2 separate regions of the Homo sapiens genome follow, and region 1 is linked to region 2. A link is a loop called in an ENCODE intact Hi-C map of the cell type or tissue named here. Cell type or tissue: PC-3. All regions are shown on one strand. Links, peaks and the distances in the headings refer to the core of each region. The heading gives the core; the rest is flanking DNA.

Region 1 (16,352 bases), core at 2,709-10,708, 90 kb after region 2:
CGGGGTTTCACCATGTTGGCCAGGATGGTCTGGATCTCTTGACCTTGTGATCCGCCCACCTCGGCCTCCCAAAGTGCTGGGATTACAGGCATGAGCCACCACGCCTGGCCCAATCTTTTCTTCTCTCCATATCGAGTGATCTTCCTTAATCTCTAGTGCTTTCTCCTTGTTCTCAGGTTAACCAACATTTCTCAGGAAACCAACATTAGATTTGGAGCCAGTTTACTTTTTTCTTTATCATATTTTGCCTTTTGGTTTCCCTGTGTGTTTTGCTGTTGATTCAAAAATAACTTTAATGTTTTTTATTTAAAGGTGGCTTAATTATATTATTCACAAACAGTGATATAAACAATAATATAAACAGTCAATTAGTCAGTTTGGGGTGCTGTAACAAAATACCATAAACCGAGTGGCTTATAAACAACAGAAATTTATTTCTCACAGTTCTAGAAGCTGGGAAGTCCAAGATCAAGGTGTTGGCAGATTCGGTGTGTGGTGAAGGCCTGCTTCTTGGCTTATGTTGTGTCCCACATGGCAGAAGGGGCAAGGGAGCTTTCCTGGGTCTCTTTTCTAAGGGTAGGAGTCTCATTCATGAAGGCAGAGTCCTCTTGACTTAATCACCTCCCAAAGGTCCCACCTCCTAATACCATCACATTAGGGGCTTAGGATTTAAACATAGGAGTTTTGGAAGGGACACAAACATCAGTCTGTAGCACAGTGTTTTAAAAAAATTTGAAATGTAACCTATACTTGACAAAAATACTTAAATATTTGAGAAAAACTTTGGTATTTTCTTCAAAAGGAAAAAATTATCTGTTTGTTTTCAGTATAAACCTATTTTCTAAGGTTTAAGGTTCAAGCTTTCCTCAAACAGAAATGATCATTTTTAAAAAGAACCACTATCAAATTGAATTTTCCATCTCATTATCAGCTTCTGTAATAAACTATGTTTTATTAGACTCCTATCTATATGGTTTTCAGTTCTGTGATTACACTTCCATTTTGAATTGCTAATTTTTGGCCATTCGTCACTTAAAAATGAATATTTTAACGTGATGATTTGGTATTTTAATATGCAGGTATTCAATCTTTTACATGATAGCTATTAGATTGTTTAATTTACAAAGTTGGTAGTAAAATGAAATCTTATTTGTTTACTAGCTTTTATAAGTTGATTTTAGTGTAGATTTATGTAGCATATTACAGTTTTACATGTGGAAATAACATTAATTTTTAACCTTTTGAAAAATCAGCTTTGATTTTACTTTTATCATCTGGAGAAACTATGTTTCTAGACAAGAATTGTATGCCATTAATCTATCACTATGAAATAAAAACAGAATAGTGGATTGTATAATTGAAGTAAGAATAAAAATCTTGAAAATATTTTTGTTTTATATTTAGAAAAATGGCTTTTCTTGTTGTACCCACTAACTCTACTATGGTTAGTAAAACATAATTGTTTCTATTGAGTCTAGAGTTATTTACTTTCAAGTAGTAGAGATATAATTGTTTTTTAATGTTTTCATCACTATTTTGATTTTCCTATAAGGTGGTTCAGCTTGATTTTATGTATCTGGTATTCATCAGTTTGCATAGAAATTTAGAGTCAGCTTTGATTTTAATATTGCATTCTTTTGAAATATTAATATTTTTATTAAATCTTTACTACTGCCAGGTATATTGAATGTTATGGATAGATTGTAAAATGAAAATTGGAATTAGCCTAATGCCTTGTCTTGAAGTACATGACAAATTAGAATGGTTTTCCTCTGTAGCAAGGATGTTACCATGGTGAGAGCTTCTGTTTCCATGACATTTGCTTGCATATTTTGATAGGTCTTCATTTGAAGAAGGGCTCTGTTTTCTGGCAGGCTGCAAAAGTGTCATTCTATCTTTTCTCAAAATGTGTTACTTTTATTGAAAAATATAATTTTCCAAGGAATTGTAATAGCAAAGTGCCAAGAAAGAAAATATACCTTATTTTATTTTTTTTTCCTTGTTCATCTTTTAGAGCACAGCAAAATATTCTTAGCTTGCTTTGTGTAAGGAAGAAAAAGCAAAACATCATTTTCAAGTTTTTAAAATAAATATTTACTTTTTTTTGAATTTTGTTGGCAAAATAAACAGCTACAGATGCATAATTTGTAATCAGTCTCAGCTAGATATAGATATATCTGTACAACTAAAAGGAATTGCTAATGATGATATATTGGTAGCAGAGAAAGGGGAAATAAATATAAATAAGGACTTCACAAAAATGAAAGAAGCGGTGAATTCCTAGAGGGTAAATATACAGAATACCAAATCAGTTCTCATATAAATGATACATATTAAACACTTAATGAATTAGGGATAGTTCTTTTTATTAATAACTTATGTTTAATGTTGAAACATTAATGGTAGATTTTTAAAATTGTCATTTTACAGTGGTATAATTTTAATTTTTAAACCAGATAATACAATCACGTGGTTCAGAAATTTTAACATGTATTTAAAAAATACATAGAAGAAAATTTCCCTCTCATACTTCTTCCCAGTTTCTTTATATATATAGAAGCAAATACAAATGTGTGAATACATTCTTATTTTCATTCCACTTTTTTAAAAAGATAGCATATTATTTTACACTTTGCTTTTCAGAATTTGTCCGGGTATATTTTTAATGTCTATTTTGTTAGCGCTCTGATTTAGGCATCTAGGGAGACATATTGGAATCATAGCAAAAAGATAGGGTTTATTAATTGATATTTCTTATCCCTTATGCTTATAGCAATTCCACATTTTAGAAGGAAATATTTAAAAGCACACATTTTGTCTATGTAGGGTCAGAAAATTGATTTTCCTTTTGTTGTCCAAGTTCAGTGATAACTTTAGTAGCTCTTTCTACTGACAGACCAATTCATTCTGTAAGAGCTACAAACTGAAATAGTCTCTAAAGAATATGTATTTATACATGCTATTTCTTCTGCCTGAAACTATTTTCTTTTCTATATTACTCCCATTTATCCTTCAACTATCAAGTTAGATGTGCTTCCTTGAGGAAGCCTGGTTGTATAGGTGAGCATGACTCTCCCCTGTGCCTCCACAGTATTCCCATTGGCCTCAAAGCACTTAACGTGTATTAATTTTTAGTTATTTAAACATTACCATTTCTCTTACTAGATTGTAAGTACCATGAAGACAGAGACCATCTCTGTCTCATTCACAGTGATATTTTTAGTGCTTGTAGCAGTAGGGTGAATATTAAGTACTGTGCTGTACGTGTGGGCAATCTGAATGTCTGCTGCTCAGATTCACTGTACTTTCTCTTGTAGCTACTTAACTCATCCTTATTGCCTGTATAATTCTCAGCTTAAATTTTACTTCCCCTGGGAAATTTGTTTTTATCTTTTTGACTGTGTTACATTTCATTTTCTCAGCTATTATAGCACTCTGAACTTCATCTTTCATTAAATTCTTCACAGTTTTTTGTAACTGCTTATTATTTGTCTGAAACCCCCATTATCTTTATCTTACTGTCCTCTAGCACAGAGGTTGACACAGGCTTAGCAGTTGATCAATAGGTACTGGTTTAAAAAAAAAGAATGAATGCATACTTTAGATCAGTGATTCTCAACTGGCATGATTTTACTTCCCAAATAACATTTGACAGTATGTGGGGACATTTTTTATTATTTTGATTGGCCCATAGAGGCCAGGGATGCTGTTAAACCTCCTACATTGCACGGAACAGCCCCCACAACAAAGAGTCAACTGCCCCAATGTCAGTAGTATTGCTGTTAAAGAACCCTGCTTTAGACTGTGGATTTCTTTGCTTTCTCCATATTGTCTTAGATTTATAGATTTATAAATGTATAGGGCTTTTGAATATACTTGAACAGATATCTTAACCATTTTGTCTTTTTTCTTTAAATTCTATATTTTGTGACAATTTAACTTTTTTGACGTATAGAAATTGTATGTATTTAGGGCATACAGCTTGATGTTTTGATATACATTGTGAAATAATCACTACATTCCAGCTAATTAACATCTGATATCTCTGTCTACCTGCCATTTTTGTACCCTTTGACCAGCATCATCCCATTTCTAGTTCCTTCCGTTTCCAGGCAGCCACCATCCTAATCTCTGCTTCTATGAGTTTGACTAATTGAGATTCCATGTATAAGTGAGATCATGCAGTATTTCTCTTTCTGGCTTATTTTTGCTTAGTACAGTGCTCTCCAGCTCCATCCACGTTACCACAAATGGCATAAATTACTTTTCTGGGGGTAAGGCTGAATAATATTCTGTTATATGTACACCACGTTTTCTTTAACCATTCATCCATCGCAGGGCATTTAAGTTGCTTCCATATCTTCGCTATTGTGCATAAAGCTGCAGTGAATGGGAGAGAGCAGATATCTCTTCATGATCCTGTTTTCAATACTTCCAGATACATACTCAGAGGTGGGATTGCTGAATCATAGGGTGGTTCTGTCTTTAATTTTTTGAGGAACCTCAATACTGTTTTCACTAATGGGCTGTACCAATTTACATTCTCACCGAAGTATACAAGGGTTCACTTTTCTCCATATCCTTGACAACACTTGTTATTTCTTGCCTTTTTGATAATAGGCATCCTCGTAAATGTGAAGTGCTGTCTTATTGAGGTTTTGATTTGCATTTCCCTGCTGATTAGAAATGCTGAGCAGCTTTTCAATAGGTCTGTTGGCCATCTACGTTTCTTATTTTGAGAAGTGTCTATTCAGGGCCCTTACCCATTTTTAACAGGTTATTTGTATTTTTAATATTGAGTTGTATGATTTTATATATTGGATATTAACCCCTGTGGATGTATAGTTTGAAGATTATTTTTTCTCATTTCATAGGTGACCTTTCACTTTGTTCATTGTTTCTTTTGCTGTGCAGAAGGTTTTTAGTTTGATATAGTCCCACTTGTCTATTTTTGCTTCTGTTGCCTGTGCTTTTGGTGTTATATCCAGAAAATAGTTGCCAAGACCAGTGTCAAGAAGTTTTTCTTTGTTTACTTCTAGGAGTTTTACAGTTTCCACTTTTGTGTTTAAATGTTTAATCCATTTGAGTTGATTTTTGTGTATGGTGTGCACCTTTTTGTCTTTCCATTCACCCCGTACAATGTGGTAGTTAGTATATATTTTGGAATCTGGAATAAAATACTTGGGTTCAAATATCTTTTCTACCAATTTCTTTATGACTCTGTTTTGTGATCCATGAGAAAAGGGTACTATGTTAGATTGAACTACCTCATGGAGCTATTTTGAGAATAAAGTGATTTAAGAACACTCAAACCAGTAACTGGTGAAAAGTGAAAAACTCAGTCGATGTTAGCCCTTAGAAGTTATTGCTGCCTTAATTATTCTGTGTAAAGGGCATAGTAGGGGATAAAACTAGAGAGGATGAATAAGGCTAGGTAAGTGGGCACGGGGAGGTGGTCTTTGGTTGTTAGGTTGAGAAGCTTGTATTATTTTCAGTAAACCATCTAACCAGATGGATTCAGGATCAGTTGTATTTGATAGGGCCTGTTGATAATAGGGATAACAGTTAGGTTGATCACAATAGCCTGGGTGAAAAAGTAATAGAGATAATTGGTGGAATATGGAATTGGTAGAGATCGCATCAAAGATGATTCGAGAGTTTTGAACCTTTCTGGTTAGGAGCATTATGTTAATCAGAAATGGAAATCAGAATGGAGATGAACTAGTTTTTTGTTTAAGAATATAAATGATTCAGTTTTAGATTTAAAACTTTAGGCTGCCTTTAGGGTACTAATGAATAAGCCAGTGCCTGGCATACTTTTATTTGGGAGAAAGTTAGGACAAAAGATGAAGATTTGGGAGTAATTTTCATTGTAAGTGTATTTGGAGTCTTAGAGGAGTGGATGCTGTATAATGTGTAACAGTGAAAAGACAAATAATAGATTCTTGAAGAATGTGCGTTCATAATTGATTCCATTGTTTTACTGTCTCTAGTAGCATTACTGTCTAGGATTTCTAAAGTTTTCTTTAAAAATAAATGCTGTAATAAAACTAATATTATAGTAAGGACAGGGATCTTTCTTAGCTTCAGATGTGATCTTTGTGAAGAAGGCATTATGTCTCAGGTTTTACTGTAGAACCTGGTGATAACTACTCACATTTTACTAGTGGAAATAATAGAATAACATAAGCCTGCAAGGTGTTTTTAGATATCTCTGGTCTAGATATCCTGTTTTAGGCAAGCAAAATGCTATTATTGCATTTTTACAAATGAGATAGATAAAGCCCACTTTGAACTTGCTTAAAATAATTACGTTAGTAGAGGCAAAGAGGGACTAAATACGTTGCTCCTTTGCCGTTACTAATGCTAGCTTCATTTACATCAGGTTTTCTCAGCCTTGGCACCATTGACATTTTGGGCTAGAATTCTTTGTTGTGGGCAGCTGCCCTGTGCTTTGTAGGATGTTTAGTAGCATATCTAGCCTTTAACCACTAGATGGCAGTAGCACCCCCTCCCCACCTCTTGTTCAACCAAAAATGTCTCCACGCATTGCCAAATATCCCTTGGAGGCAAAATCTCCCCTAGTTGAGAACCAGTGCTTTACACCACAAATATATATCATGTATACCTCCAGTTAGCTTCCTGTCCACCTTAGTTTTACAGACTTCTCTTTGGCATATGGCCATCTTCTACCTCTAAGCCAGGTTCTGTTCTCATCTGGTCAACACTTTCTTAAGCATCTTATTTTGCTGCCTGACGTTTACATTTATTATGTTTTTGACTTTACAATGGCAATGGATATCTTGGGTTATATTGGTAATTACGTTTACACCTAACATATCCCCAGTTTTTTTTTGACAGCTCACCTCATACAATCAGATTTATTTCTATAAACTAAGTATTGTATTTATCAGTTAACTATAGCTCTGATAATTATTTTAACCTAGATACATGCTGGTAAATTGAATTATATTACTCTGACTATACACGAGAACATGTAGAATGGTGTTTTTATATCCTTGTTTATAGTTCAGCAAGATTCTGTATTTCAAGTTTGATAAATCATAAATATTTATTTCTAAAAGGCTTATTCAGTTTCTGTATTTGTAATATATTTGCTCTTATTATTTTGGGGATCATGAAAAAGGGATTATTTGGTAGTGATTTATATAATCTTTCATAAATATTGTTAGCTTATTTCATAATCTCAGATATTTCATTTTTAAATTAAGTGTACCTGAGACAGATATTTTTGTAGTAAGTTTTGAAATTCTGTATTTTTAATTATTTTATTAAAGTATTTGAGCATTTTACTAGGTGTTTTGTAGGCACAAAATTGATGTGATTTTTTCTGAAGTAGAATTACATTCTAATGGGTATTTCAATATATTTTACTCATAGAATCTGTGTCATTGTTGAATCTACATTCAATAACTGGGAGCTACAGTATTCTTAAAATACCATTTTCTAGATTAATTAATTAATTTATTTATTTGAGACAGAGTCTCACCCTATTGCCCAGGCTGGCGTGCAGTGGTGTGATCTTGACTCACTGCAACCTCTGCCTTTCAGGTTCAAGCAATTTTCCTGCCTTGGCCCCCCCAGGTGGCTGGGACTACAAACATGCACCACCATGCCTAGCTAATTTTTGCATTTTTAGTAGAGATGGTGTTTCATCATGTTGGCCAGGCTGGTCTTGAACTCCTGACCTCAGGTGATCTGCCCGCCTTGGCTTCTCAAAGTGCTGGGATTACAGACGTGAGCCACTGCACCTGGCCCCATTTTCTAAAATTTTATAATCATTAATTTTCATAAAGGTGCTTTGAAATTCCTAATAATATCAAGTCTAGTATTCCAAATTAATATGAATGATTTGATGTGCAATGAGATGAGGAGTTACTTAAGTTTCTGAATTATTGCTGTGTAAAAACAGAAGAGTTGATACATGTTGTTTTCTTATTAGACAAAATTGAGTCTTGATTTCCAGGCAAGAGAATGTGAATGATATTTAATATCTGTTATATAAATAAAATTACATATTAAAGCTTTTTAGAATTTATCATTAGGTACCTATTAGGAGATATTTTAAAACTATACCATCATTCAACTTTTCTAGATTTAATAACTTAGATTGATATTGGTTTCTAAGTGTTCTTGTAGTCACTTACTATAAACAAGTAGGAAACGGAACTAAAGGATGATTTGCCTGTAAGTATGAAATTTCCTTGGCAGAGGTTGCAAATGCGGTGGGATGTGCATAGTGTGTTTCAAGCTACACAAACTTACTCTTTTTCTTGGGCCTATTCTCTCTTGCTGACACTCCTTTCTCCCCTTACTTTTTTTGACCCTTTACTACTGTAATGAGCCACTGTTACTTAAAGGCCTGTGACTTTTCTGTCAAATAAGCTTTACTAGGAAAATGACTATATTTTATCAGATTCTCTTCACTAATGGGTTGACAATGGGAAAATGTTGCAGTTTCAACATTCCAAAAAAACTTTCTAAAGAGATTTATTTGTGATTATCCTGAAGCATGTATGTTACCTAAATAAATCTCTCAGGGCAAATATATGGAAGAAAATTTCCACTGAAAAATTATATATTTGATTTTATACTTACTCATGCTTCAATACAAAACTTGAGGGAAAATAATGTGCATTATTTTCTTACACGTGGCACAGTTAAAAGGTGTTTCCTATCAATTCCAATGATTTTTTCTTTCTTAGCAAAACTTAAATTATATTGAATCGTCATTGTATGGACTTCCGTTTGAAGTAAGCAATCCTGTGATTATGATTTTTGCAGTTTTAAATAATTTATAAAAATCTGTTTGAGCTGGGTGCAATGGATTGCACCCTTCGTCTCAGCTACTCAGGAGGCTGTGGTGGGAGAATTGCTTAAACTCAGGAGTTCAAGGCTGCAGTGCTGTGACTGCACCTGTGAATAGCCACTGCATTCTAGCTTGGGCAAGATAGCAAGACTCCATATCTAATTTTAAAAATTAAATTAAAAATTTGTTAGAATGCAATTTGACTTGGATAATTTAAAAATACTAGTATTGGACACTTAGCAATTTTTCCTTCCTAAGTATTTTTCTTATAATATGGCCCCACCCTCCATAATGCACACACTGAATTGGGAGACTTGCCTCTCCTTTAGCACATCCTATATTTCTCTACTCCTGTTTTTTTGCCCATATTTACTTCATGCTGCAAATCTGCATGAGTGAATATTACCCATCCTTCAAGGCTTACAATGTTCATTCCTCTATAATCAATTTTAAGACACTCAGGTAATACCTTTTCTTTTTTTACTTTGTACTCAGAATACATTTAAAATCCCCAAGTGAGATTTATCCCTGGGTTACAAGGTTGGTATAAACATATGCAGATCAATCAATATGATATACCACAGTAACAGAATAAAAGCTAAAACCACATGATCATCTCCACAGATTCATACAAAGCATTTGGCAAAGTTCAACATCTTTTGGGACAAAAACTTCCAATAAAATAGGTATAGAAGAAAATTTTCTCAACACAAAGGCCATTTATGAAAAGGCCACAGCTAGCATCACAATTAATGGGGAAGAACTAAAAGCTTTTCCTGTAAAATCCGGTACAAGGCAAGGATTCCCCATCTTGGTGCTTCTATTCAACATAATACTGGAGCTACTAGTAAGAGCAATCAGACAAGAAAAAGAAACAACAGGCATCTAAAATGGAAAACAAGTAGTAGAATTATCTCTGTTTGCAGATGACATGATCCTATATGTAGAAAAAGACTGTTACATCAAAAAAACCTGTTAATTCAATAAAGTTGTGGGATGCAAAGTTAACATACAGAAATCAGTTACATTTCTTTACACCAATCGATAACAGCCTATCTGAAAAGAGAATGAAGAAAACAATCTCATTTACAATAGCATCAAAAAGAATAAAATACCTAGGAATAAATTTAACCAAGATGGAAGAAATTGAAGATGATACACATAAATAGAAAGATATTCCATGTTAATGAATTGGAAGATTTACATTGTTAAGATGTCCATACTACCCAAAGTGATACACAGATTTGGTGCAATCCCTATCCAAATACCAATGACATTTTTTACAGAACTAGAGAAAAACAATTCTAAAATTTGTAGGGGACTAAAAACCCTGAAAAAGCCAAAGCAATTTTGAGAAAGAAGAACAAAGTTGGAAGCATCACACTTCCTGGTTTCAAGTTATATTACTAAGCTCCAGTAATTAAAATGGTGTAGTACTGAAATAGAAACATACACATAGACCAGTGGACCAGAATAGAGGGCCCAGAAATAAACCCAAGCATGTATGTTCAAATTTTTGACATGGGCACCAAGAATACACAATGGGGAGAAGATAATCTTTTCAGTAAATGATGTTGGGGAAGCTTGAATATCCATATACAAAAGAATGAAATTGGACCCTTATACCATACACAAAAATCCACTTAAAATAGATCAAATGCCTAACTGTAACACTTGAAACTGTAAAACTCCTAGAAGAAAACATAGTGGAAAAGCTCCTTGATGTTGGTCTTGGCAATGATCTTTTTGATGTTACATCAAAAGCTCAGCCAACAACAGCAATAATACACAACTGGGACTACATGAAACTAAAAAGCTTCTGCACAACAGGAAACAATCAACAAAATGAAAAGGCAGATTGGGAGAAAATATTTGCAAAGCACATATCTGATAAGGGGATATCTATAATATTAAAGGAATTCACAACTCAGTAGCAAAAAACAAAACAAAAACAAATAATCCAAGGACTTGAATAGACTTTTTTTTTTTTTTTTCCAAAGAAGCCATGAAAGTGGTCAACAGGTGGCTGGGCATGGTGGCTCATGCCTGTAATCTCAACACTTTGGGAGGCCAAGGTGGGTAGATCACCTGAGGTCAGGAGTTTGAGACCAGCCTGAACAACATGGAGAAACCCCATCTCTACTAAAAAAAAGAAGAAAAAAAAATGCAAAATTAGCTGGGCCTGCTGGCACATGCCTGTAATCTCAGCTACTTGGGAGGCTGAGGCAGGAGAATCACTTGAACCTGGGAGGCGGAGGTTGCGGTGAGCTGAGATTGCGCCACTGCACTCCAGCCTGGGCAACGAGAGGGAAACTCCGTCTCAAAAAAAAAAAAAAAGGTCAAAAGGTGTATGAAAAGGTGCTCAACATCACCAGTCACAGAGAAATGAAAATTAAAACGTCATTGAGATATTACCTCATGCATATTAAGATGGCTATTATCGAAAATACAAGATAACATACAAAATAGTTGGTGAAGGTGTGGAGAGTAAGGGTGTCCCACTGTTGGTAGGAATGTAAATTGGTACAACCATTATGGAAAACAGTATGGAGGCTCCTCAAACGATTAAAAACAAAACTAATATATGACTCAGCAGTTCCTCTGAGTATATACCAAAAGAAATGAAATTAGTACCTCATAGAGAAATGTATGCCCCCATGTTCATTACAGCATTATTTCCAACAGCCTGCATATGGAAACCACCTAAATGTCCTTCAGTGGGTCAATGAATTAAGAAATTATGGTATATTTATGCAACAGAATATTATTCAGGCTTAGAAAAAAAGATCCTGTCATTTATAACAACATGGATGGAGCTGGAGGGCATTGTACTAAGCAAGATCAGCCAGACACAGAAAGAGAAATGGTGTGTGATTTCACTTACATGTGGAATCTCAAAAAGTTGAGTACACAGAAACAGAATGCAAAAAACACCTATTATGAAGCTACTTGGTTAATAAGCTCTTTTAAATGGGGGAGAAACAAACCCAGTTGGTAACTCATTAATAACAACTTTTGATTATAGGTGATAAACTAATTCTGTACCTCCTTATTATAATTGAAACAGATATAAATTACTCTGTCAGTTCTAACTGTACCGTCTTCTGTGGTTAGAAATATAAAAAAATTAGCAAGCTCAGGTCAGAGGGAGAGCATGCTTTTTATCCCCCCTCTCAGTTGTGGGTATTCAAAGGGATTTGTTTTGTTGAAACTAGAAGCTACTGTTCAGGACTAGGAAGAAGGTTATCAGTGCTGAGGATGGGGGAGTTGGGGAGATGTAGGTTAAAGAGCACAAATTTGCAGTTACGTAGGCTGAATAAATCTGGAGGTCTAATGTACAGCACAATGACTGTACTTAATAATATTGTTTTATATACTGGAAGTTTGCCAAGAGAGTAGATTTCAGATGTTCTTGACACACATGTACACACATACAAGGTAACTGTGAGGAGATGGATAATGTTAATTTGCTTTACCATAGTAATCATTTCACTGTGTATATCAAACATTGTGTTATAATGTTATATACTTTACATATCAAAAAATTTCAATTAATTTTTCATTCTGTTGAGTAAATGCATTCCAATTAGGATACCTATAAAGTGAATATACAAATATATTGATTAGTGTGATTTATTTATATTTACATATTATATACATTAGGAAGTTATAATGCTTAAGAACACAATTATTTACAAAGCTTTTGTTTATTAAAATAATTTTTATAATCTCTAATTACATGGACAGTGTTGTACAACCACCTCCACTGTCTATTTCCAAAACCTTTTCATCATCCCAAACAGAAATCATTTAACCACTAAGCAGTAACTTCCATTTTCTTCCATACTGTAGCCCTGGGTGACCTCTAATCTACTTTCGGTCACCATGATTTTTTTCTATTTTAAATATTTCATGTAAGTGGAATCATACAATATTTTCCTTTTGTGTCTGGCTTATTTCGCTTAGCATAATGCTTTTGAGGTTCATCCGTTTGGCAGCACGTATCAAAACTTCATTCCTTTTTATATTTGGATAATATATGTATATACAACCTTTTGTTTATCTACTCACCTGTTGATGGAGACTTGTATTGTCTTTACCTTTTAATTTTTGTGAAGAATGCTTCAATGAACATTGACATACAAGTGTCTGTTTGAGTAGCTGTTTTCAGGTTTTTGGAGTGTGTACCTAGAAATGGACCTTCCGGGTCATGTGGTAATTCTGTGTTTGGCTTTTTGAGGTACTGTTAACCTTTTATCTATAGTGGCTGCACCATTTCACATTTCTATCAGCAATGTGCATGTTCTGATTTATCCACATTCTCACCAACACTTGTTAGTTTCTGTGTTTTTTTTTCTAAATTATAGTCACCCTAGTTAGTATGAAGTGGTATCTCCATTTGATTTTGATTGCATTTGTTTAATGATTAATGATAGTGAACATCTTTTCATGTGCTTATTGGCCATTTGTATATCTTCCTTGGAGAAATGTTTATTCAAGTCTTTTGACTTTTAAATTTGGGTTTTTTTGTTGTTAAGTTGTATCCATTTTAACAATATATTCTGGATATAAATAGATACATATCCAGGTTTATATCAGATGTATAATTTGCAAACATTTTCTCCCATTCTGTAGGTTGTCTTTTCACTTTCTTGATAATGTTCTGTCATGCACAAAGGTTTTTAATTTTGATTAAGCCCAAACTATGTAGTTTTTCTTTTGTTGCTTATGCTTTTGGTGTCAAAACTAAAAATCTACTGCCAAATCTAAGATCGCAGAGCCTTATGTTTTCTTCTAAGACTTCTGTGGTTTTACATGTTACAGGTTGTTTATTCATTTTTTGTTAATCTTTGTATATGGTATGAGGTAGGCATTCAATTTCATAGTTTTACATGTGGAAAACCAGCTGTCCCACCTCTCTTTCTTAAAGAGAGTATTCTTTCCCTCATTGAATGGGCTTGGCATCCTTGTGGAAAAGAAATCAATTTGCTATAGATTTATGACTTTATTTATGTACTCTTAATTCTATTCTGTTGGTGTTTTTGTCTATCTTTATGCTAGTACCACCTGTTTTGATTACTGTAGCTTTGTAGTAAGTTTTGAAAAGTAAAAAGTGTGACTCTTTCAATTCTTTTCTTTTTTCAAGATTTTTTTTTTTTTACCAATAATTTTTTATTTATTTATTATTATTATACTTTAAGTTTTAGGGTACATGTGCACAATGTGCAGGTTAGTTACATATGTATACATGTGCCATGCTGGTGCGCTGCACCCACTAACTCGTCATCTAGCATTAGGTATATCTCCCGATGCTATCCCTCCCCCCTCCCCCCACCCCACAACAGTCCCCAGAGTGTGATGTTCCCCTTCCTGTGTCCATGTGTTCTCATTGTTCAATTCCCACCTATGAGTGAGAATATGCGGTGTTTGTTTTTTTGTTCTTGCGATAGTTTACTGAGAATGATGATTTCCAATTTCATCCATGTCCCTACAAAGGGCATGAACTCATCATTTTTTATGGCTGCATAGTATTCCATGGTGTATATGTGCCACATTTTCTTAATCCAGTCTATCATTGTTGGACATTTGGGTTGGTTCCAAGTCTTTGCTATTGTGAATAATGCCGCAATAAACATACGTGTGCATGTGTCTTTATAGCAGCATGATTTATAGTCCTTTGGGTATATACCCAGTAATGGGATGGCTGGGTCAAATGGTATTTCTAGTTCTAGATCCCTGAAGAATCACCACACTGACTTCCACAATGGTTGAACTAGTTTACAGTCCCACCAACAGTGTAAAAGTGTTCCTATTTTTCCACATCCTCTCCAGCACCTGTTGTTTCCTGACTTTTTAATGATTGCCATTCTAACTGGTGTGAGATGATATCTCATTGTGGTTTTGATTTGCATTTCTCTGATGGCCAGTGATGGTGAGCATTTTTTCATGTGTTTTTTGGCTGCATAAATATCTTCTTTTGAGAAGTGTCTGTTCATGTCCTTCGGCCACTTTTTGATGGGGTCTTTTTTTTTCTTGTAAATTTGTTTGAGTTCATTGTAGATTCTGGATATTAGCCCTTTGTCAGATGAATAGGTTGCGAAAATTTTCTCCCATTTTGTAGGTTGCCTGTTCACTCTGATGGTAGTTTCTTTTGCTGTGCAGAAGCTCTTTAGTTTAATTAGATCCCATTTGTTTGACTCTTTAGGTCTGTTGAAATTTTACTTGAATTTGAAGAGCACATTTTCATTTCTGTGGAAAACGCTGTTGGAATTTTCTTAGAGATTGCACTGAATCTGTAGATTGTTCTGGGAGTATTGACATCTTAACACATTGAGTCTTCCTATCCATGAACATATGATGTCTTTCCATCTTTTTTTTTTTTTAAAGAAATCAGTGTTCAGTATACAGATGATTCACCTTGGTTAAATTAATTCCTACATATTTTGTTCCTCTAGATGCTATTGCACATTTTTTTTTTTTGAGACAGAGTTTCACTCTGTTGCTCAGGCTGGAGTGCAGTGGTATGATCATGGCTCACTATAGCCTTGACCTCCCAGGCTCAAGCAATCCTCCCACCTCAGTCTCCTAAGGAGCCGGGACTACAGGCATGTGCCACTATATTTGGCTAATTATTAAATTTTTTTGTAGAGATAAGGTCTTGCTTTCTTGCCCAGGCTGATCTCGAACTCCTGGGCTCAAGCTGTCCTCACACCTCTACCTCCCAAAGTGCTGGAATTACAGGCGTGAGCCACCGTGCCTAACCCTACTGTAAGTTTTTAAAAATGTCCTTTCCTTTTTTTTCTTTTGATTTTTATTGCTGGTGTATAGAAGCAAAACTGAATTTTTGCGTTGATAATTTCACCAAAAATAGTAAATTATTAGGAATACATTTAACAAAAGCCATGCAAGATCTCTATACTGAATACTACAGAACATTGTTAAGATTCATTTAAGGATGAGTAAATGGAGAGATTTACAGTGTTTATGAATCAGAAAATTCAATTTGGTTAAGATGTCATTTCTTCCCTAACCTATTGATTGATTCAGTGTAATCCTCATTAAAATCTCAGCAGGCTTATTTTTCATAGAAATTGGCAAGCTGATTTTAAAATGTATGTGGAAATGTAAATGCTACATTAGCTAAAAGTGTTTTGAAAAAGGAGAATAAAAGTCTGAGGACTTACACAGCCTGTTTTCAAAATGTATAAAGTTATAGTAATTGAGACTATTCTATTAGCAGGAAGAAAGACATATATGTTAATGCAACAGATTAGTGAGAAAAGAAATTGTGTGTGTGTGTGTGTGTGTATATATATATATATATATATATATATATATATATACACACACACACATACATACATACAGTCCTGTGCTTCATACCATAGAAATTAATAAGCTGAAGTAGTTTGTATACCTAAAAATAACAGCTGAAACCATAAAACTTGTCTAAGAAAACATAGTAGAAAATTGTAATGACTTTAGGAAAATATTCCTTAAATAGGTCACAAAAAGCACAAAT
Region 2 (16,352 bases), core at 4,261-12,260:
TGCAATGGCGTGGTCTCAGCTCACTGCAACCTCTGCCTCCTGGGTTCAAGTGATTCTCCTGCCTCAGCCTCCTGAGTAGCTGGGACTACAGGCGCATGCCACCACACCTGTCTATTTTTTGCATTTTTAGTAGAGACAGGGTTTCACTATGTTGCCAGGCTGGTGTCAAACTCCTTACCTCGTGATCTGCTCGCCTCAGCCTCTCAAAGTGCTGGGATTACAGGCATGAGCCACCGCGCCTGGTCTCTAAAGGTTTTTATACAGAAACATGCAGTTACCCCAGGTGGTTAATAGCTTGCTTGGGTCCCTTGATATGTATCTCATTAATAATGTTTGTAGTGTATGTTTATGCTAATGACTGGAGCCGAATGTTCAGACAGGTATAGTGTGGATAAGGTAATGAGATGCTAGACTAGAAAAGTTTTACATGCTGAGGAGAATATTAAAGAGGTTTCAGATGTCTCTGGAATAATTTTCAGTGAACTACAAACAAAAAAGTATATCTTATTTAGGAACAGAATGAGTCAAATTATGATCAATTAGGTATTGTGTATACTGCTTTCATTTAGATTTGTTCACTTAGCTCTTTATAAATTTCTTTTTGGCTCTAGTTTTCTTCTGAAAGCAAAGCAAATAGCTCCTGATATGTAACATAAGAACTAGAGATGAAATGAATATTGGAATTAAATAAGAATTTATCTCCTATCTTATTATTTACAAACAAATATCAGTTATAGCCATGACATCATATCTAGTATTCAGGAATTCAGCAGTAAATAAAGTTATGTCTGGGAAGGACTTTTACTTTTTTAATTGTTCTGGGGAAACTTAGAGTTTTTGTGGAGGTGTCTGAGGGACCAGACTCCACAAAAGTAAAATATTTGTTTCAAATCATGTAAGTAGATAGTGGCAAAATCAGCATCATTCTGTATTCTAGTACTTGGGCTTTTATAATTAGGTTTTGGCTGGGCGTGGTGGCTCATGCCTATAATCCCAGCACTTTGGGAGGCCGAGGTGGGTGGATCACTTCAGGTCAGGAGTTCGAGACCAGCCTAACCAACATGGCAAAAACCTGTGTCTACTAAAAAATAGAAAAATTAGCCAGGTGTGGTGGCTTGCATCTGTAATCCTAGCTACCTGGGAGGCTGAGACACGAGAAACGTTTGGACCCGGGAGGCGGAGGTTGCAGTGAGCCGAGATTGTACCACTACACTTCAGCCTGGGCTACGGAGAAAGATCCTGTCTCAAAAATAAATAAATAAATAAATAAATAAATAAATAAACAAATGAAATTAGGTTTAAGGTAGTTTTTCCTCATAATAATGGAAATTATACTAACTATACTAATTTTAGGACTCAGTTAATGTTTAGTGTCATACCTCTGGTGATAACCAAAACTCTTAGAGAGAATGTAAGCCAGATCTCGTCATTTAAAGACCCCAGCCCTGTTTTTAATAGTAGTTTCATCAGAACTATAGTTAGGGATCCAGGCCAGTTTCCTTGCAACTGGATGGGACACAATAAAGCTCCTGTGTTTCTTTTTTATCACGGGGAAGTGAGACTACCAGAGAATATTTAGAGGTCAACTCAGAAACACTGTTTATTGATCTGAAGCTACGTTTGATGGTATCTTGTGGTAAATTGGTTTAAAAAGAAGGACTCTTTGACTCCCTCCCCAAGCCTAAATCTTTCTTTAAGTCCCCCTATATGAAACAGATAAAAGCAGTAATGCTTTGGTTGCTGCAAATTGAGGAAAGCATATGGGGTTGCATTCTGGTGTGGCGTCTGAGGTTACCATGGAACTTTTTAGGGCAGCATTTCCAGTTGCGCTACCATCATAGGAAACTTTTATTAAAAAAAAATTCAGAGATTCAAATTCATTAAGCCTGGATTGGTTCTGAGAAAATGCATTTTTGAAAAGCACCCCGATTACTTGTGATTTTTAACCTGATTTGGGAGCCGCTATCTGTAGTGCCTCATGGAACAAAATTTAAAAATCAGTGACCCAATTCAAAGTAGTATTTAGCCAGCTATTGAGTTAAGAACATATCTGAGAATTTCTCTGTTAGTTGGTGGAGACCCACATAAAATGCTTATTATACAGCACTCAATGCATATTAGTTATTGTTGTTATAACTGAAGACTGTTTTGAAAACCATTATTACATGAGAACCAACATTGATTTCCCAGAGTTCACTCAGAATTCTTTTAGGGTGTGGTATAGTTATTGCACAAGAAGAAAATTAAGCAAAGGCAAAACAATCTAACATTTTAAAACCAAATCTTTGAAATACCCATTGGTTAGTAGTCACATCTTTAGGATTTACTAAAGGATAAAAAGGTCCCTTAAATAGCAGTTTCTTTAATCAAATCCTAAGTATGAGAGTTACTACTAGTTAATAGAGATACTGTCTTTGAAATGGTATTTAAAAATAAAAACCAACCAAATTTATTACCTATTACCAAAATCTGCTAGAGAACTCTTAGAGCTGAGCAGATACAGATAAAACTTTGATTGCAAACATAGGTGCAACCCTAACTCAGAATTTTCAGTTGGCCAGGTTCTGGGGGCAGCAAACATGTGAAGCTTTGAAAGATTAAAACAAATGAATTTTTCGTTAATATTTTCAAACATTTTTTCCCCTATATAGAGCTGGGCTACTGGACCCAAACAAATGAGAAACAAGGAATACAGGATAAAGAGATTGAATTTGTCTCTTTGTTCATTCATGTAGTTAACAAATATTTATTGAACATTTACCATATGCCAGAGATTGTGCTAGCTATGATAGGCTTAGCAGGTAATTAGAACTAAACTATATGATGATGATGATGATTGTTTTTTGAGACAGGGTCTCACTGTTTTGCCTAGGCTGGAGTGGAGTGGCACACTCATGCCTCACTGCAGCCTCGACCTCCCACCTCAGCCTCCAGAGTAGCTGGGACTATAGGCGCGTGCCGCCACACCCAACTAATTTTTGTCTTTTTTTTGTTGTTGAGATAGGGTTTCCCCGTGTTGTCCAGGCTGGTCTCAAACTCCTGGGCTAAAGTGATCTGCCTGCCTTGGCCTCCCAAAGTGTTGGGATTACAGGCCTGAGCCACAATACTCAGGCATGATTATTTTTGTATGCTGCTTTTTATCTTAACATGAGTATATTTCATTGTTATAACATGTATTTTTAAAATGACTTAATTGCTGCCAAGAAAAAATAGTTCACCCTCGATTATAGGGGCATTTAGACTCCAGTTTTTTTGTTGCTATAAATAACTGTACTGATCTTCTTATACCCATCTTTGCATAAATTTTGACAAAAATAGTATTACTTAGATATAGTATGGAAACCTTTGAAGTCCTTGATATACCTTGCTAGAGGTTGTAGTGATACACTCCGAACAGCAGTGCTTGAGTGTACATCCTTGGCAATTTGGGGTAGTTTCACTTAATATAAGTAATGTAGCCAAGTTGACAATTGGAAAATGAATTTTTTTCTTAAAAGATTTTATTGATGTAAAAATTAAAGGAAAATGAATTTTAAAATTGCTTTGATTAGCAGTTTTTTTTGAATACTAGTGTGGTTGCACAAGTTCATTCTGTATTTTGGCTATAGCAACAGTTATAACAAGTAATACTTGTTGAACACTTAATGTGTATTAGGCATTGTTCTGAGTACTTTACATAGAACATTTATCTCATTTAATACTCACAACGCTGTAAGATAGCATTGTGAATAAGTAGCTTTTTCAAGGTCACAGACACAGTTATTGTAAGTAGCAGGACTGAGATTTGAATGCAAGTGATCTGGCCCCAGAGCCCAGAATCCTTTTTGCCAGGTCATGTCCTCATTATTTTTTCAATATTTTGATAGTTATTTTTACTGTTTTATGCTAATAGATGAATTTTTCTGTCTTAAAATATATTTTTTCTGATAATGTCTTCTGTCTTCCTCATAAAACATTAAAAAGAAATTAAAAAGTTCTCCCTGTGAGAACTTTTATCCCACCCCTTGGGATAATCAATATTAAGAGTTGGATGTTTGGTTTCTCGAGACATTATACCTTCATCTTCTTACCTGCTGTTTTCTTTCCTTACTTTCTGATCCTCCATATAATGGGATATGATATAGGCTGTTCTCTTATAAATAAATAATAGAAAAACTCTATTATTTTTTTTTCAAATTGCTTTGTGATGGTAATTCAAATTGCATTGCTCCTTTCACTTAATGGGATAATAAATATATTTGCAGACAATATTTACTGCTTTAATAGATAACTGTTAAGCTACTGTAAGCTTTAGAAGGTCTCAAAGACAATACAAGACACTAGAGGAAAGTAAAAGTACAATTCCTACTCTCAGCAGGAAAATGAAGTACAATTTAAGATGTAGTAAGAGATATAACAAAACTATGTATAGTACCAGACAACTAAGTAAGAGATACTAAAGAGCTAATAAAGAGCATTACTTGATACTGTATATGAAATATGACTGCTTGTTTTGATTTTAAGAGTGTGATATTGGGTGTTCATAGATGGATTTTTAAATTTTATATAGGAAATAAGTAAGATATATTTAGTATTGAATATTGATATTTAGTATTGAGTAGTGCTGCTGACCAGATGGAAGAACATTTGCTTTGACCCATCTCAGCAGTAGAGCTTATCTGTTAGATGAGGTGTTAACTGGATTTTCATATTTTTTTTTTTTACGATTCTGTGATACTTTCTTAACTCATTATTTGCTCACATACTCTTATTCATTATGTGTGATTATGGAAGTGGCAAATGCTGGCTTGGATAAAAAAGGGGAAAAAACTTTATCCTCTTTGTGAATCTGTGAAAAATTGTTTGAAATAATTATAGTTGATTTTTCTAGAATGCATGCTTTATACAAAAGAAAACTGAAAGTAATCAGCGAGTCAGGGACAAATGTAAAATAAAACTTTTGGGAAAATTCTTTTGATCTTTTCTTTTCATGAAGATGGATTACTTTATAAAAATTAAAATGTTGTTTACATGCCTCTGTGATAGGTAGTGCTGCCCAGAATACGTTAAGTGGCTTTTAAATTTTATTCCATATCAAGGTAAATCTTTAGAGCAATAAATGTGGCATACCCTGATGGAAGATCACTTAAAAGAATGCTGTATTTTACATATTTAACTTGTATTGCTACAGAGTTCTGAAAAGCATAACCTGTTACATAAATGGTAATTAATGCAAATGAGTATATCATTTGATTTTACACTTTGAAGTCTAATGAAGACACTGTACATTCTCATTATGAGAGCTACTTAATCTGAAAGTAACTAATTAAAATAACCAAGAGAGGCTTCTTATATACAGAACTGGTTGATTCATGAGATTTATTTACTAGTATTGGAACCAATTACCTGATCTGTGCTACGAATAATAAGTTTGCAGTGTCCTGTTATTTTGCAAGCTTTTCAAATTCTCTTAATTAGGTCAAGATCAATGAGTATGTCTATATCTTACTAAACCTATCTTATTATTAATGGTAGTAGTTGAAACTTTTTCTAACTTGGACTTGATAAGCATTTTAGTAAAAATTTCTTTTTTGCCTTGTGATTCTGGTCTTATAATGAAAAAATGATAATGTCTTAAAAATGTGTTTCCCCATTATAAAAGTCATTTGTATTCATTGTAGAAAAGTTAGAAAATGAAGATAAGGAACAGGACAAACACGAAAAACATATGTAATTTCACCAGTTAGAGATGGTTGCTGCTTACATTTTGGTGTGTATGCTTTTAGACTTTTCCCTCTGTCTATATATATTTTTTGTTTCATTGACTAAATGAAAAACATATTCATTCCACAATTTTTTAAGTGTCTGTTATGTGCCAAGTACCAGGTTCTCTTATTTTCTTCCTTTCTTTTTGTTGAATTACTTATTCTGGTAATTATGCTTTTGTCAATAGTACATACATTCTTGTTCTCTGCCTGTACCTTTTCATGACAAATTGTTCTTGGTTTATGGTTGTGATAGCTTCTTGAATCTCTATGAGAATACTAGTTAAAAGCATATTTAAAGTTATCTTTCTCTTCCTTGAATCATCTTTCTTCTTTATGTTTCTAGTTTCTTCAAATGTGTGGTGATCCTTGGTTGGCTGTGCATTTGAAACGAGGCAGAGAAGCTGCTTGGAAGCTCCATGAATGTGGGCTGGGTTTGTCAATTTCTGACCTTTGCTTTATGATAAGCAGTTGTGCTTAGGTGCTCTTCCCTCACTACCCATTTGGTTCAGTTTCTTTTACTTTCTTTCTTTTTTTTTTCTGTTCACCCTCCCACCCTGTTTCAGTTTCTTTAGAGAAGAGCTCTCTGATTTTTCTTTTCTTTTGCTTGAGGAATAACCTGTGTGTTGTGTGTATGAGTTGTGAGAATTTAATTGTTGTACATAGCTAAAAATAACCAATCCCTCCTTTTCAGTCCATATGTCACTGTAGTCATCCTGTGCACTTGATGTTTCTGGGTCTGGATCTTCTTTGGGGTTTTGTAAAATAGGCACCTCCATCTGTGAATCCTGCTACCTCTGTGCATGCTTCTCAGCACTTTTCAGTACTTCTCCGTCTATTTCTTGTCAACCAGAAATTTATTGAAATAGTGCATCTGCTGATGCTCTTTTCTCCTTCCCTTCATTATCTTCATTGTTATAGCCATTTCTAATAAATTACCCTAAAATTACCCCAAAATATAACAGTTTAAAATTCAAATATTTACTGTCTCATCGTTTCTTGGGAGCAGTGTGGTTGGGTGAGTCTTTTTTGTTTTTCTTAAATCCATAGCCTCAAGCATTTATCCCTTGTTACAAGCAATCCAATGATACTCTAAGTTATTTTGGAAAGTACAGTTAAGTTATTGTTGACTATAGTCACCCTATTGTGCTATCAAATAGTAGGTCTTATTCATTTATTCTTTTTTTTTGTACCTATTAAGCTGGGTGATTATGGTTCAATGTCGTCTATCAGATTGCAGTCAAGCTGTTGGCCAGGGCTGTTGTCATTTCAAGGGTCCACTTCCAAGCTCATGTGTATGGTTGATGGCAGGCCTCAGTTCCTCAGCTGGCTGTTGGCATGAGACCTCCATTTCTTACCAGTGGGGAGGAAAAACTTTCCTGTACCCACTTAGGTTCAATAGTTAGGGGCCTACAAATTAAACTGACAAAACATAGATTAGCAAGAGAAAAAACAAAGTTTATATGTGTATGGAAGCACATAAAAGAAGTGGCTTACAAGATGGTTGAAGTTAGTATTCCTAACTTAATGGGACTATGCCTAAAGTTTGTATTCCTAACTTAATGTCTCAAGTTTGTATGTCTAATTTAATGGTGGAAAGGGAAGGTGGAGAATAGGCTTCAGTGTAAGAAAAAAAATGGAATTCTTTAGGAAGGATAAGTGGATTTTTAGAGGAACAAATAGGAGGTAAGAAATGTTTGTTTTTATGGGGGGGAATGGTCTTTTCCATCTTCTTCGTGGCCATAAACTCCTGGAGAGGGGATTTATGATAGTTTTACTCTCAGTCTTCTTTCTGGGAGTGAAGCCACCTAGAAGAAAGGATTTATGGTAGCTTAATTCCCGGAAGTTTCTGCTTTTAGTCAGATAAGGAAAGCTCTGAACAGCCACCTTTCTGCATTTGTTGACTCTCAAATGTCTTCTGGTTAAAATAATCTTCATACCAGCTCTGGGGTTCCGAGTGGGTTCTCACAGCTGCCTGAGTGTCCTCACCATATGGCAGCCAGCTTTACTTATAGCAAATGATCTAAGAGAACACCCAAGATAAAAGTAGTAGTCTGTTTATAATCTAATCTAATCTAGCCCAAGAGGTGACATACAATCCACTTCTGCCATATTCTATTTGTTGTAACATATAAGTCTAGCCCAAACTTAAAGGAGGGGAATTAAGCTCCATCTCTTGAGGTTAAGAGTGTCAAATAATTTTGTGGACTTTCAGGACATATTTTTCAGGACCATATAGCTTTATACTTAAAAAAAAAAAAACTCTGCTATTATTTCAGTAGTGTCTTGGGAAGAATCATTCTATTGTATGGAACATTCCATTGTATAAGTGCATCATACTTTGAAAATTTCTGTGTGGTTGTAAATTTAGCTTGTTTTGAAAGTTTTGCTTTTATAAGAATACCATGATAATATTATTCTAAATAACTTTTTTGAATGAGTAATTATTCATCTGATAGCTTATTATAGGAGTTTATTGCTATGGTCTGTATACTCTAGAATACATTTATGGAAATATGCATACATTTTCTTTGGAGCAAAATCCTCCAGTATATTTATTATTGTAGCAGTTTTTGTAGTAAAAACTACAAACAGCATTTTCTGAAATAATTAATGTATTTTAATGATTTATTGAATAGATCTGAACAATTGTCACTTTTGATTTCATTTTGGGATCTTATGACTTCGCTAGATGGCAGCAGAGGACCAGGTTTAATTCAGACTGCTTTTGTGAAGCAGTAGAATTCTAATGGTATCCAGTGCATTGGACATCTATTTTATAATACAACCCAGAATATTAGCTGGGGATTATTAAGAATTTAGTAAGGATTAGTGGGATCATATATACAGCATTACTGAAAGCATAGCCATTTTGACAATGTTGGTATGTTCTTTTGTGCATTGCATCTGAATTATTATATTTGCAAATGACCTTAAAGTGCCATTTTGGACCTTTTTTGGTAAAAACAATGTAGCCGTATTAAAGTCCCTAGAAGTGTTTTTTCTGTATCAGGAAACTGAGACATTCTTAAGTTGAAATCTCAGAAGGGAAGAATGATATGAAGATTCTCTTTTATCCCATTTGGATTTTTTTTTTTTTTTTTGCTCTTAATTGTGTTGGGAGCAAAGGAGTCTAATAGAAAAACATGATGTTGGAATGTAGCTCTTTTATTTATAGGCAGTGAAATTTATGTTCATAGGATAGAAAAGTTATTTGACTTGTATGTGGTATATGAGGAACAGTAATTTTTATATATGTGCCCTAATGATATATTTTGGGGAAAAAATTCTATAACCATATGTTTTAAAATCATATATAGGATTTTTATTTTCTGGAGGAACTACATTTGGTTTTTGCATGTTTGATGGTAATTTGCTTCTCAAAAGGCAGTAACATGTGAACTAGGTAAAGAAATCAGAAAATGAGCAATTCTGACAGTGCTTTTAAATTGTGAAGTCTGATTTGAAGATTATATAGGTGGCCCATCTTAGTATAGTATCACTCTGGCTTTCAGCCCAGATTTAATGTTGCTGCTATTTTTGCTGGCAGGTGAGCTTCCTTGGACTCATTTTATTTTAGTAACATTTTTGAATTTAGAAATTTAATTTTTAAAATACTTTTGCATGGGCAGAAAACTAAATTTTGTCTCCCTATGAATTATCTAGAATGGCATTTAGGTCTTTTACATCTTATGTCAGCCTGATAGAATGTAAACTACTGGCTAGAGTTGCAGGATATAATATATAACTAGAACAAATCAAATTGCTGCATAAATTACAGCCTTTAAGCAGCTGAACTTTGAGACTGCTCTATGATGTGGCCTTGGTAGTTGCCTTAATGTTATGAGTCCATAATATATTTATTTTTATAGTCTCAGTAGTATTAGCTGTTGAAATTGGTGCTTCTAGGATTTCTCCTGGTACTTTTATGTGAACTTGAACAAAGACTAGTAGCAACCAGTTAATTTCTAATAGTTTGATTCATTAAGAATTACTTACTAGTGTTAAAAGGAAAATAAAAATGGAGGTCACAGTTTAGATAGATCCCAAGGCCAACTGCCTATAACCCTGTAACCCAAACTCAAGTCATTCTGATTCCCCTGAAACACTATCTCTACTTATAAAAGAACCACAAAGCATGAGGTTTACATCTTTGCCAGCATGATTCAGTGAAATTAAACCAATCAGCTATAGACAAATATAAACAGCTCCACTTGCATTAGAATAATGTTAGTGTCTAATGGCCAGTCACGAAAAAGGTCAAAATACTTTCTCCTTTATAAACTGCTATAACTCCTGTGAGGAAGCTTCTTATGACTTGAAGTTTCAGATCTCAATCTGTACTTTTTGCATGACAGTGAGCTTTAAAATTTTTCCTAACTTGATCTAATTTTATGTTTGATACCAGTAAATGGAGAAATTACAACTCTCTTAAAACATTTGGTGCACTTAGATACGGTTTTGTTATTTAGATTTTTCCTTTGTGCATGAAGCAATATTAAATAAAATCAAGCATCATCATGTTGTACATCTTCTACATGTGTTTTTAATTCTCTTTCTTAAAAATACCTTAATTGTGTTATTAGCACATTTCTAAATTTAAAATAATGGGTGATCTTTATAGTAAAATATTTATGGTAAAGTATAATGCCTGTGTTAAAAGTAAATTTATTTCAAGTTTCTTGTAGATTATTAAAATCCCTTTCAGTAAAATTTTTTTCTGAAAATGTTCATTGTTCTATAGAAATAACATGAGAGTATGAAAAAGATGGTGCTTGCTTTAAAGGAAATTCCTAATTTCTGACAAGTTTTAAATGGCTGCTGTTTTGACTACACACTCAGAGCTGCCAAATACAATATTTTGATATGTGGTCAATTTCAATGGCAGTAAAGTTTTAAAAGGAAAAAGAGTTTGTGTGTATTTAAGAAAAGAAAATTGAAGATGTGGTTCATGCCCTAAAATAGGTCAAAATCTAATGAACAATATGAAGTATAATTGCATATAAATGACATGACATAGACTCTAATAATGTGGGAGTTCTTAGGAGGATGATGAGTGAAGGATGAGTAACAGGGGTGAGGGGAGCAATGTGAAGAAAGTCATGAGGTAGAAACAGCCTGAGCTGGACCGACCTGATTAATAATTGATATAAATCCACAATCTTTGTAAGCTCTTACAGTTAAGGCAGTTAGGTGCTTATGAGAAAATTGTTACACTGGTGGCTGCATAAACCCTTTGTTTATATTTTGAAGCATGTCAGAGTTTTAATGATTGCTAAGCCATAAGCTTCTGATTTAAACTTTGACTATGATGTCAACTCCCACTCCTTGAATTGTTCTTAGGAGGCTATTAAAATGGGAGATCCTTTATCTCAATCTTCTTGAAGTTTAGGACCACCTGATTTGCTGAGTCAGTTGGTTAGCCCCATAGCCTTTGAGGCCTTAAAAGAGCTGTTTTTTTTTTTTTGGAAATCAGGTAAAGAGTGTGGTAAGAGACTATTTTCCATAGTGATACAGAAGGCAGGGAAATGAACACTCTGAGGAATAGTTGCTGTGGCAGTGGAAGAGGAAGCACTTCACCTACTTATGTGACTGGAGGAAGAAAAAGGTTGTGATGGCACAGAAAGCTAAGCCTAAGGGGCTTTCCCAGCCGGAGGCACAGGAAAACCCTATAGTAATTCTCTCCCAGTCATCCTTCCCAACACTTTATTTCCCATTTTCAGTATAATTAAAAGACTGTTAGGTGAACCTTTTTTGGGACTTAGTGAAAATTTTACTCAAAGTAGCTTACTTTTAGCATTCATTCAATGAGTCTAGCCAATAGTGAATTTCAAAGGTTGCATAATATAAAATGTGAAAATTAGAAGACTGATTAGAATTAACTTGTGATCATACTTAGTTTTTCTTTTCTTCTTCTTCTAGTACTCTTTGCTCTTTTTAATCCTAGTTAGGATCAAAACAAGCACATTTCTATAGCTAAGAAGAGAAAATCTATTGAATATAACTTTTGGACAGATTCTTCAGTGAAAACTTTTTTTTTCAGATTAAAAGAATTTTTAAAATTCTTTTGCTTTTTTTGGACATCTGCTGTCAGGCTTTCCATTTTCATTCTCTCTCTCTCTTTTTCTTTTTTGAGATGGAGTCTTTCTCTGTTGCCCAGGTTAGAGTGCAGTGCCATGATCTCGGCTCACTGCAACCTCTGCCCCCCAGGTTCAAGCGATTCTTGTGCCTCGGCCTCTTGAGTAGCTGAGACTACAGGTGTGTGCCACCATGCCTAGCTAATTTTTGTATTTTTAGTAGAGATGGGGATTCACCATGTTGGCCGGGCTGGTCTCAAACTCCTGACCTCAGGTAATCTGCCTGCCTTGGCTTCCCAAAGTGCTGGGATTACAGGTGTGAGCCACCATGCCTGGCCCTGGCTTTTCTATTTTCTTTTGCAATTTGAGTGTTAAGGGTGGCTTGAGGTTATTTAGTCTAGTGCTTCTCACAATTCTATGTGTATGTGAATCACCTGGAAATCTTGTTAAAATGCTAATTCTGATTCAGAAAGTCTAGGCTGGGGCCCAAGATTCTGCATTTTTGACAAGTTTCCAGGAGATGCTAATGCTATTGGTCCAGGGACCACATTGTAAGTAGCAAGAATTGACTCCGTTTTCTCAGGTTATAGATGAGGATATCAAAGCTAGAGAGACCAAGTGGTTTTTACAAGGTCCCATACCTAGTTAGTAAGGGTGGACTTTTAATTTTTAATCCGATAAAGTCATATTTTTCAGCATAAGGAAATACTTAAAACCAAGAGAAATCTTCCTCTTCCCCTAAATAGATGGCAGCTCATTTGTTAAACCAACTTTATTCAATTTGAATCTTTAAGATGTGTCTTAAGATTTTCTCTTCCATCCTTATTGCTTTTGAAGATTTGAAGAAAAATAAATAAATGGATACATTGATTTATTTGAATGTGTCTGTATCCAGTTATTAGAGTCCTTACTTTCTGGACTTTAGATGATCAGGAAACAGGTTTAAGTGACCTTAGGAGATAGTAAAATATATTATATTCAAATCTAGTTTTTGAGGTAGAAGCTTCTTGCTATGGTAGGGTAAATCATGTTTTTATTTAAAGTGACTGTTAATGTACACTTTGTTTTCAGACATTTACAAACTGGAGGAGGTAATGTAACTAGTTTTTTGTGTCTTTGGTAGTGCCTGTATGAATACTTTTTGCTCTTGTCTGTGAATCTAGTCTGGTTTTTCTTGTGCCTTAGGAAATTTTAGGATTGTCGCAGCACTGGAGGTGGGGTATAAACGTGTGTAAGTGCATGCTACTTGGGAGATATGGGACTACATAAGAACCCTTTCAACCCTTGATAATTCCATAATTCTCTAATTCTTTGAAGATTGGTGAAAAGGAGGAGGAAGCATATTCTATCCCACGGAAGTGGCAGTTAATGAGATGCATGTTGCCCTTAGCAAATGAATTTAGTCCTAACTTGACAATTCTTTTCAAAAAGTGAAAGATATGCTTTGATAATTTGCTCGTTGCACTTCCCCAAACTGTTAGTTGATTTTATAAATTTGTAGAGGGTGGAGACTTTATCAGTCAATTTTTATTGTTATGACAGTTATTATATTTCTTTTTGGTAGATAAAGGAAACATGAACCCAAGTAGATTTAATTATAATTTTATTTAAGTTATCATTTTACTAATCTTTATTTTAATGAGATAGATTGTGGGACCAAAACATGGTCAATGATAATTTTCCATTGTGTATTATAGCTTTCGGGTTTATTGTGTATGTACCATTATTGTTAGTAAATCTTAAGAAATTCTTTTGGTATATTGGGATATTTCAGGCTCTGGGTTTGTTTTTATCATTCTAATGTTTAGAAAACAAGCTCTTAGACAGATTGAGACCTACCTGATTCAAGTTTTTAAAATATGAATTCTCTGTTTTGAGTTATCGCTCATTCAGTGCAGCGTCTGATTTTACAAAATTTACTTTGGTTATACCTATTCATAGAAAAATGAATTAAGGAACTATTTTACTATAGTTGTTGACTGCCTTTGTGTAAATATGTTTATATGTTTGGGTGTGTGGTCTGTGGGTAACCTTTACCAAGAGTTACCTGTGATTCATTTCTCTATGTTTCAAAATTTCTGTGTTCACTTATCTCTTTCTCTTCTGTGTTCAAAAGGGATGGCTTCCTGTTTCCTGTTTATAGGGTTCTTAAACTAATCCTTTCTGTTTTATTCAGGGTTTTGTTTTATCATTAACCCCAACTCTAACTCTTCTTTGGATTGTGTAAAGTAGTACTAGTAGCAGCTGTAGTTGTAGTGGTAGTAGTGGTAGTCGTAGTACTAATGATATCTAGCTTTAATTAAGTACTTAATTAAGTACTCTGTGCCTTGGACATAATAACAATAGCTGATACTATATTACTGTGTATTAATCACTGTTCTAGTATCTTTTATATATTAACTCATTTAATTCTTTTCTTTAATTTTTAAAATTGTGGTAAATTACACATAACATAAAATTTACATTTTAACCATTTAAAAATATGCAGTTCAGTGGTATTAAGTACATTCATATTGTGTGCAACTGTCACCAACATCTATCTTCAGAACTCTTTGATTTTGTATAACTGAAATTCTATACTCATTAAACAGTAACTTCCTATTCTCCCCATGCCCCCTGGCAACCACTGTTCTCCATTCTGTCTCTGATTTTGATTACTCTAGGTACTTCATAGGGAATGATACAGTGTTTGTCCAGTTGTGACTGGCTAATTTCACTTAGCATAATGCCCTCAAGTTTCATATGCTGTAGCATATATCACAATTTCCTTCCTTTTAAAGGCTGAATATCTTTCCATTTTATGTATATGCTGCATTTTGCTTATTCATCCCTCCATGGATACTTGGATTGCTTCAGTGGTTTAGCTATTGTGAATAAGGCTGCTGTGGACATGAATGCAGTAACTCATTTAATTCTTAAAACTGTCTTAGGACAGTTTAAAACTTCTGGTGAGGAAACAGACACTTAGTCAAGTAACTTGTGCAAAGTTACATAATTAGTAAGAGCTGGTATGGGATGAATGGTTCTTAACCACTATAGTAGAGTGCCATATAATTTTCTATGCTGGTACCTTCTCTTTTGCCTACAGATATCTTCACCCCTCTTTGCTATATGTTAACATGTAATTAATGGTATGTAGTACAAATACTTTTAATGCTAATGTTGGCAAATGAACAGTTCATTTTATTTATTAGTGTTTGTTGCATTTCAACTATACTTCAACCCAATTACAAAATGAAGTTGAAACTCCTTAAGCTGGATTTTAACACTCCTACTTGCTCCCTGTATGCTTCTCTTTCACCATGATGTGATCATTTATTATATGTAGTAGCTATATAATTCCTGGACAAATTGGAGTGATAGAGTGCTTTGACTAGGACCTGTTAATTGGAGTATGGGAGATTTCATGGGAGTTTTGAATAGGAATTTGAAGATATGTATTTTGAGACAGGCTGGTGTAGTAGTATAGCTACATGGGCTTAGAAACAGACATATACAAATTCCTGAGCAGTGGAGGATGGCAAAATGAGAGGAGAATAAGCAAGTTGCAACTGTGAAGTTAAAGCATATAGTTAGGAGTTGGACCTTCATAATATTGGATGAGATTTTTGGTTCCAGTCTGCCTGCTTGATTTTTAGGGATCTAGATAGCAAGCACTATTGAGTCTGGAATTACAGGCTCTGGAACTTGGATTTTTCATCAGAGCCCATAATTATAGCAGTCATACCATTGACAGTTTGCAAATTAATTTTTTAAAATTGTTGAGTAGTTTGGAAAAAATTTGCTCCTTCCTTACACTTGGTATTTAATATGTCATTAATTTTGTGGAATAAGAGAGAGGAATCTAGAAACTGACACTGGGCCCCATGCCCTGCCAAACTCTGTCATAGTGTTGCTTTTTAAATTGACAGATTTACACAAGACTCTAAATCTTGATGGTTGAAGGGACTTTCTTGAAACAGACTTTGAAGACGATTAATAATCTGTTAATAGAAATAAGCACACACGGTACTTTGATAAGGCTTGAGATTTTTTGATTCTTTATGGTAGGTATCTCTACGTCTTCAAAATTTACTTGTGATGAATTAACTAAAATTAAAATGAAAGTTACAGTCTTTTGACTGTCGACTTTTCTATAGACATAATTTACCCAGTACTGTTCATTAAGATTAAACTGTTTAGATAAACAGGACATAGTAAAAAATTTGTGGTAGAAGCCACATATAAACTAAAGATGGCTATGCTTATGTAGAAGACATTTAAATGTTGGCAAATTGTCCAAATCTTCAGTGGCATGCTGCTGGCCTGCCGTTTAATATACAATTAACATTCTAAGATCAAAGACTAGTTAGATTAATTTGACAATTAAATTGGTGAAGAAGTGAATAGGCTTTGCAATTTAAAATTAAATAATACATGTTGTCTGCTTAATTACTGTTGTGTTCATGTAAGTGATCACATAATAGAAGGGAGCTGTGGGCTTAAAGTGAATTTAAGACCATAAAGCCATAATCAGTCACATCTGTTTCAT

What was found. A loop is a pair of places that touch in the nucleus more often than their neighbours do. Peaks named below come from ENCODE experiments on the same cell type or tissue, not always from the same donor. Only the 100,000 strongest peaks of a DNase experiment are listed, where the experiment ranks them.
Region 1: it touches region 2 in a loop (10-fold over the local background); 15 of 110 quality-filtered maps call a loop at or near these places.

Annotation. Positions count from the first base shown.
Region 1 is chr6:88,771,137-88,787,488 of GRCh38, reverse strand. All of the region lies in intron 12 of RNGTT (RNA guanylyltransferase and 5'-phosphatase), which reads left to right. Among named protein-coding and RNA genes, the nearest start is that of RNGTT, 180 kb to the left of the region's middle. In PC-3, for the core only: CTCF peaks have their summits at 6,289 and 6,490 (motif pointing right); a DNase peak (open chromatin) is centred at 6,538.
Region 2 is chr6:88,863,008-88,879,359 of GRCh38, reverse strand. All of the region lies in intron 8 of RNGTT (RNA guanylyltransferase and 5'-phosphatase), which reads left to right. Among named protein-coding and RNA genes, the nearest start is that of RNGTT, 92 kb to the left of the region's middle. In PC-3, for the core only: a CTCF peak has its summit at 8,441; a DNase peak (open chromatin) is centred at 10,819; H3K4me3 peaks cover 1,158 bases; H3K27ac peaks cover 2,186 bases.